Linked DNA regions of Homo sapiens: region 1 is linked to region 2. A link is a contact called in ENCODE Hi-C data. All regions are on one chromosome and are shown on one strand. Each heading gives the region's core, a stretch centred on a gene start or an enhancer-like site at or near the end of the contact. The rest is flanking DNA. Distances are from core to core; before and after follow the strand shown. Region 1 has its middle 34 kb from the start of SEC22B. Region 2 overlaps NOTCH2 (notch receptor 2).

Region 1 (3,957 bases), core at 1,254-3,753, 170 kb after region 2:
TTTTTTGCTTGTTGAATTGTTTAAGTTCCTTATAGATTCTAAATAGACCTTTATCAGATGCACAGTTTGTGAATATTTCTAAAATTTTCTCCAAACATTAGATCTTTTTAGAGACATGTTGGATTTGACATGTGTCCATGTTTTAAGTAAGATTTTTAAAATAAGAATACAGGGCAAGTTGAAATAAATGGTAACTCATTGCATCTAGTAAGTCACACACATACACACACCATCCTCCAAAAGCTCAAAGCATGTCAAGATACAAATCACACCAGTGTTAGCCTCTTATTTATGTGTCTTAGCCCTGCCTACTCAAGAGCCTGTCTCCTCTTGACAGCTCTGTCATATAGGGTAGAAAATATAGAACAGCTGTGACCAGGGCTTACTCATCTGTACAGTCACTAGATGATAATAGTTATAAAAATTAACATGTGTAAAGGGCTTTGTGGCATATAAGCCACTACTGGGCATATGATTTTAATTCAATTTTAATCTTTATAGAAACTCCTCTCCTCTCCTCCTCACCTTGGATGGGGGTATCAAAGCTTAGGAATGAAGTGACTTGTTAAGATCTCTCACTATGCTTTTTCCTCAAGTACATAAACATTCCTGAACCTCTCTCAATTAAAAAAATGGAATTCATTCCTTATTACACATGCTTTCTAGCCAATCTTTCTTCTTTCATAACTAAGTGTTTTAGAGTAGCTTACACTCTCTGCCTCCCCCTCTTTGCATTCATATCGCTATTTTTTCCTTGTCTAAGGAATGTAATGTACTACATCAGGTCACATGCTGAAAGATTGCACCTGGGGAATGCAGTCACCCACCTACCGCAGTTTGGCTCATGTATAGATATTAAACACAACTTGAGGAATATCCTTGACTACTGAAGAAAGTAGGCAAACTCTGGGCAGGCACTCAGACTTGGGAAGCTTGCGGCATTCCTCTGAGGTCTAAGGAGCTTCCCATTCTATGGCTATCCTCCCTGTCCTTTCCTTTCTGAAGGAAAGGAAGGAAGGAAAGAAGGAAGGGAGGGAGGGAGGAAGGGAAGAAAGGAAGAATAGTTTCAAAACAAAGTTGTCTGACTACAAATTCTGTTCTGTTATTAGATCCTTTCCAATTCACTGTTGTTGTGGTTGTTAAAATAAAGCACAAATTTTTACCACTTGTAGTAGAGAGGCCTTGTGAGAGACAGTTCCTCTACTCCAGAATTGTCACCCCTGTCTCCTATCAAAATGCCTCAGATTCTTCCATTTAAACTTTGGTAATGATGTCAATCTTGGAAGACTTTCTGGGTTGAGCAGATTAAAGAAGCTGAACATGATAGAAGGGAGAAGAAAGCTGCAAGGAACAGGGACTGGCCTGATGGCCTGCTTCATCTATTGCCCAAGCTCCCCACAGCCAGCTCTGGTCCCTTGTAGGATAGAAAGTACAACACAAAGAGGTGACTGAATAACTTAATGGTCTTGGATACACAGTCAGTCCTCTGCTCTCCCATCTGAACTAACAATATTTCCTGTTCTGTTATCTGAAGTGTGAGGTTGGCACTCTATGATGACACAAGTGCCCACTTCCAGCCAAGCCAAGCAACCTTTCCTCCAGACTGAGTCAGTCACCTCCATTCTTTGTGTTCTGACCTTCCAGCTGCAAAAGTAGGGCCCAGATCTCACCTTCTTAGATTCTGAGGTAGTGAACCTGAACAGGTGAATTATAGAGCCACTGTGAAGCTCTAGATTTCCAAGGAGTTCTCCACCTTACCAGTGTTTAAAATCTGTACTTAGTTCCTATATATTTTTCCACACTTTTCATTCCCTTTCCTATAATTCCTTAATATCTCCTTTGATAGCAAAAGGGACAAATGTAAACAGGTTAGGCCATGAGCAAAATCAAGTAGGTAACATATGTCTTTGCTGCTCCATCTCCTTCCTTTCTCCTCCCTCCATTGAAGTCAGGAATCTAAAAATAGTCATCATACCTTAGTGTATATTTAAAGTTCTCTTAACTGTATCTCACAAGGGCTTTATTTTTAGTTACAAAATTTTTATAAGTTGTTTTGGCCACTACTAGAAGCAGCCTTTCAGGGAGGTAGCAAAGGCATTTTTAGGGAACATTTTTAGGAGTCTTCATCTGGGAATCACCCCAAGCAGGGAGCTCCTCAGAAACATTCTCATGCCCCGGACCTTCGTGCTCGCCACGCTTGACTGTGTAGGGAGTTTGAGATAAAATGGTCTACAGTCATTCATTTCGGGTACCTTCCTCTGGACTCTACATTTCTGGTCACTTTTCTGTCATCACCCAGCTTCTTAGGTCAGTACCCGGTGATACTCATGGTGATCCGGGAAGGCTGGACCAGGGAAGTGGAGGACAGGCTGTGCTGATGGTTTATTAAAGTCTGTGGCTTCTTACTCCTCCACAAGACTCCTCATCAGAGGGTGCGGCTTGGGTCATGCTGGGCACTCAGCAGCTTTGTGGTGGGTATCGGTTTGCGCTTCCTCCCCTTTGCTTTCGATTCAATGCTTTCCTGTTGCAGTCTGAGCAGCTCTATTTAACCGCAGCCTCACAGCAGCTACCACTGCATGCAAACTGGATCCATCTAGGGGCAAGTATAGGGCAACCAGAGGGTAAGGGGTTGAGAGGTAAGAAAGGAGACTGCTAGAAGTCAGCTGGAAATGAAAAATTCCAAAGCTAGAATGTCACGATGAATAACAACCAAGAAAACATTCCAGTACCATGAAAAAAAGTACGTTCCAGTTTACATTCGGCTATGATTTTTAAAAACTGAACCCTAAGTTAATTAGTTCAAATACAGTTTCATTAGAAAATATCTTTGCATTTTTCAAAGAAACATATAGGATAATATAAATCCTGGCTTTAATTCAAGAATTAATAAAAAAATATTAAGAATCCCAGTTCAGTTCTGATTCAGGAATAAGATAACTGATAATTTGAGGCTAGAATTTAGTCTACAGATGTTAGAGGCCCTACAGTAGAATGCTCCGAGCAGAGGAAACAGCATCTGTGAAGGCCTAGAGGCAAAAGGAAGCAGGGTGTGTTTGAAACACTGGAGGTCAGTGTGAGTGGAGTTCAGACTGATGGCAAGTTACTGATCATGAGAGGCTTATGAACCGTGATAAGAAGTTCGGACTCCATCCTAAGGACAGTGAGAAGCAACTAAAGGATTTTAAACACAAGTGGTGAATTTACAGAACTGCATTTACATAAAGAACCATCTAGTGGTTAGTGGAAAATGATCCAAGGGGAGAAAACCTGGGGGCAGGAAACTAGCAAAGGGATGTGCAAAATGCCACATAGATGGTGATCACTTAGGCCAGTGGGGACAGGGAGAAATTGATGGATTCAAATATGTAGATTATACTGAATTTGGTTATTGACTGAATGTGGAAGGTGAGCAAAAGAGGCATTAAGGATGAATCCTACATTTCTGCCTAGAAAAACTGGGTAGATGGTGTGGCATATGTTTGGATAAGGAGCATTATTGGAGGAATAGGTTTGAGGGAGGGAGTTGGTTAATAGGCTTTCAGGAATTTCTAATTGAAGTTCTAGAAAGCAGTCAAAAGAGGTCAGGGAAGATAGAGATTTGGAAATAATTGGCAGATAGATCTCAATAATGCCATGGAAAGGGATAATATTTCTCACAGAAAATGTTTAGAGAGAAAAGAGGCTGATGTAGAACAGGGTTCTGAGGAACACCAGTACTTTAGGAGTAAAGAGGAGCTTGCAAAGGATGCTGAAGACCCATGACTAAGATAGGGAAAAAACAATAGTGCAAAGGAAGAGTGAATCTATCAAAGAGGATGTGACCAAAAGCATCACATGCTACCCTGATGCCAAGTAAGATCAAGGCTGATGTATCCACTGGATTTAGTAATATGGGAGGTGGCGGGGGGGCGTTACTGTCCTGAGTGAAAGCCCTTTCAATACAATGGGAGCTGATGC
Region 2 (3,954 bases), core at 1,455-3,954:
TACACTTTGCCCCATTCAGACACGGAGTACTGGAACAGTCATCAATATCAATCTGGCAAACTGGCCCAGTGAAACCTCAAAAAGGGACAGTGGTAACATGAGTCAAAGGATTATCTTGTGTCTCCCTTTACCATGAGAATGATGTTAGGTTACTAGCAGGGCTTATACCAATGGGTCAATAAGCCTATGCTTTATTATTCTCCCCAACAGGTAACTGGAATAACCAGGTGACACTCAGGGAATCAGAGGCACTTGTGGTGTGTCTCTACCATTGCTTCTTCACAGACAGACTTCACTTCTAAATGAAGGATGTAGGAAGTGAAATTTATAGGTGGAACCTCAAACAAGTAACTGTAGCTTCAGAGGCAACAGAAACCTTCTCTCTGAAGATACAATGGGGTAAGATGCAATCTATGGAGGACAATTTGGCATATCTTCAAAAATAGCTTGAGGAAAAAAAAGGAGAGACAGAGAATCTTGGAAAAATTGGCATGTGTTGTCTGTTTCTGAACTCATGGGTGAAATGTCTAAAAATAACAGTCTCACAGAGGGCCTTCAAGAATATGACCCATGGGAAAAAAATAAAATCCCGAATAGCCTACAACTAAGGCTTCTGTGAGGTATGAGCATTCTGAAATATATACACAGACGAAGAGGTCATGGGCCATTCAAGAATAGACTTGGACTTTTGGCCACAAAGGACTTGTAAGATATAGTAGCTAAAACAAATTCTCTATTTCTGTACACACACACTCCTATCACCAAGCACTTACTCTAATGATTTCCTCATGCACAGCCCACACACATTCTCTCCCTGCTCTCTTCCCTGTGGTCAGTTGGCTTTGTGCTTTAAGAGAAAACAGGGCCAGGTCGTGGGCACTTACCAGGAGGACACAGGCACTGGAAACGATTGACTTTATCCACACACTGCCCATTGTTCACACAAGGGTTGCTCTGACATTCATTTATTTCTAATTCACAATGCACACCTTTGAAACCTAAACAAAACAGACCACACAAGTGGCTTAAAGAGAGAGAAAGGTGTATTCCAGACAAGGAAGCACAAATTTGCAATGATAACTACATCCTTTGCGAGTACACACATTTCTGCAGAGAAAAAAGGAACTCTGCCATGATGAGAAATAGTCACTCCAAGTGTCAAGCAGGACAGGGCATACTGTGAAATACCCATGTCACTGTGAAAAGCGGGAAGGGATTACATTAAAAGACATTGGCAAGACCTAGCATATAAACAAGGACTGCTCCACATTTTCTGTGATAAATCCATACTTTCTGGACTGTGGAAGGCCCAAAATGTCCCCACTCTATGTTCCTAAAGACAAGCTGAGCTGGAGCTGTTGTTGCCTTCAGGGTGCAGTTCAAGGTCAGCAGTGCCTTTCAAGGCTGGAGTGGCCGGCAGCCTTAATCAGGCAGAGCAGCCAATGTTAGCCATCATTTCAAGCTGGATTTGGCTGTATCCTCTCAAAATTAAAGACATGGTCTATGCAGAAGAGCTCCAGAATACAACTAAACATGTACTGCACTTTAGATAAATGGAAACTTCCTATATAATTGTGGATAAAATTTATTTATATAAATGGAATGGTATGGTATTTGTAATTACATGAAGGTATCAGGAAAACTTGCTATTTAAAGGATTCTTACAGTAAATCATTTTTGAAATTTTCTATTACATGTGGATTTTGATATAACAGGCTTGTTTAATTTGGTCTACATAGCTTGATGAATTCTAGCACTGCCTTACTCTTTGAGTAAGGAAGGTTTGCTTGTGAACCCTGACTTCCTCTAGTCCCCAGTCAGCAAAGGAAATCAAATGCTGACAGAGCTCATCAGACTGCAATAGTATACTGAATGCTCTACCAAGAGAAGTTCAGAACAGTCCCTCCTCTCTAGACCCAACATGCTGATGGGCCCATTTACCTGGCATGCACAGACATGTGAAGCCTCCAATCTTATCCAGACAGGTAGCATCATTCTGGCAGGGGTCTGAATGGCACTCATTGATGTCCATCTCACAACGAGGTCCTGCATAACCCTTCAGACACTCACAGTGGAAGGCGCCATCCGTGTTCACACATTTTCCTGCATGCTCACAAGGATTGCTATTGGCTGAAAGACACAAGTACCAATTACTGGGATCAAAGCAGTTGAGTTTCCACAAATGTGAACAATAGAAGAGCATCTGATGGTTATAGCATCAGGGCCAGGCCTTCAATAATATCATTCCCAATTTTCTATTTTTTTTTCCTTAATTTAAAAAGAAATAAAAGCGGAGTATCCTCAACTGTTATGCATTTCTGCTATTGCAGTTTCTGCCCAAACTGTCATTGAGGTAGGGCTTTATATTAAGAATCAAGTACATACGTTTCATACAGTTAATCCCCAGAATGGAATATATGGTTATGGCTATGCTGAAAGGTCACTTGTAAACACTGGCCATGTAGCAAGAGTAATCTGAGGTTTGGGTGTATGTAATTTGCTTCTACAGTAAAATGTGCTTCAGTTTAAACATTTGCTGAGCTCAACAGACACTTCACAGAACAGAAAAAGTTCTGCTTACTCACCCATGGCACATTCATCCACATCTTCTGTGCAGTCAGCCCCTTTGTAGCCTTGTGGGCAGGTGCAAATATATTGCCCATTTAGGGGGTTGGTGTCACACAGTGCCCCCTTGTGGCAAGGATTGCTGATGCATGCATCATCCAGATGACACAGGAGACCTGTCACAGGGTGGGGCAAAGGACAACTAAGAGAAAATGTCTCTCACTTGGGGAAGAGCTTTCTCTTTCACCCAGGAGGGAAAACCTCATGATCAGTTCCTCAGAATCCAACATGGAGATTTATACGCAACTTCTGCTTTGCCTGACCCTACCTTGGGGACATGCTTGGCCACCAGCAAAGCACCTAGATGCAACCCTAGACTCTGACCCTGAGCTCTCAGCTAGACCTCTCCTCCAGGACAGAGACATCTACAGGCCAGAAGATAAGAAGACGGAGACAGGAAAGTGGAGCTATCTTCCAGATAGTGTGCCAGATTTAGCAAATAAAATAGAGGATGTCCAGTTGAATTTTAGATAAACAAGAAGTAATTTTTAGTATGTCTCAAATATTCCATACATCCTATATTTTATCCGGAATCCTACTTCCCCAATATTATGCTACCTGATGATCATGGGGCCACCTGAACACCATCAGCCTCTACTAGAGTAATCTTTTAATAGCATCAACATTCCTGATTCAGGTGGCCCCAGGTCTCTGAAGATATTACTAGGCTTCCTGTTTTATATAGTTCACATGGGAACTGGATTTTCCAGTCTGCAATTAACTTAAGAAGAGGTAACTAAAGCTTCTTCCACAAAGCTGGAGCTAGAGCTTTTGGAAAGGCCTCCATGAAAGAACATTTCAAAACTGCTGGGCAGAAAGTTCTCCCAGCTAAATTATCTTCTCCCATCACCTTCCTCCTTACATTGCTCTCCTTCTCCTAGAACTAGTAGTTGTTAAATTGAGAGGCTAGAGCAATGTTAACTTTGTAGCATGTAAAAATCTTCCCTGAGGGGAATATTTTCATAGACATTGAGGGTTAGAAGGCACTTAAATGTTTCTCTCCTGCCAACTTCTTCTGAGTAAATAGATGGTTTCTTCTTAAAATGAAGCCTGTGGATCCATTTATTAGCCATTTTATCTTAATAGCTGAGGTGCTTTTCAGTCTAAGATCTTAAGGACTTCAGCAGATGTTCCAAAGACAATAGTTACTAACTTTCCTTTTTTGGAATGAAAAACTAAAGTATGTAGAGTTGAGAAGAGAGCCTAAAGTCCTAAAGAGGAAGATTATCTTCATAGCACTTTGGCTAGCAGGTTACATTTCTGGAACAGTCCTGAGTGATATGTTCCCATAGATGGTAACTCAAAGAATATGCTGTTTGGGATGAAAGA

Evidence for each region. Hi-C counts contacts between places; a loop is a spot of excess contacts on that map. Pooled maps may share reads with other maps.
Region 1: a loop to region 2 is called in a map of naive thymus-derived CD4-positive, alpha-beta T cell, with 7 times the contacts of the local background. The contact joins two enhancer-like sites. A Hi-C loop is called at or near these places in 10 of 168 maps with a recorded cell type or tissue (Caco-2, Ramos, ascending aorta and 5 more), 4 of 37 single-sample maps with no recorded cell type and 9 of 50 pooled maps.

The regions. Positions count from the first base shown.
Region 1 is chr1:120,140,513-120,144,469 of GRCh38, forward strand. No RefSeq gene overlaps it. Among named protein-coding and RNA genes, the nearest start is that of SEC22B, 34 kb to the right of the region's middle. Within about 2 kb of position 2,504, at least 8 of the 41 ENCODE cell types and tissues checked have a DNase peak (open chromatin) inside an H3K27ac peak, as active enhancers do.
Region 2 is chr1:119,965,492-119,969,445 of GRCh38, forward strand. NOTCH2 (notch receptor 2) reads right to left here. Exons shown (of 34, transcript NM_024408.4): 7 at 2,586-2,741; 8 at 1,942-2,130; 9 at 885-998; 10 at 1-75. Among named protein-coding and RNA genes, the nearest start is that of ADAM30, 71 kb to the left of the region's middle. Within about 2 kb of position 2,705, at least 6 of the 41 ENCODE cell types and tissues checked have a DNase peak (open chromatin) inside an H3K27ac peak, as active enhancers do.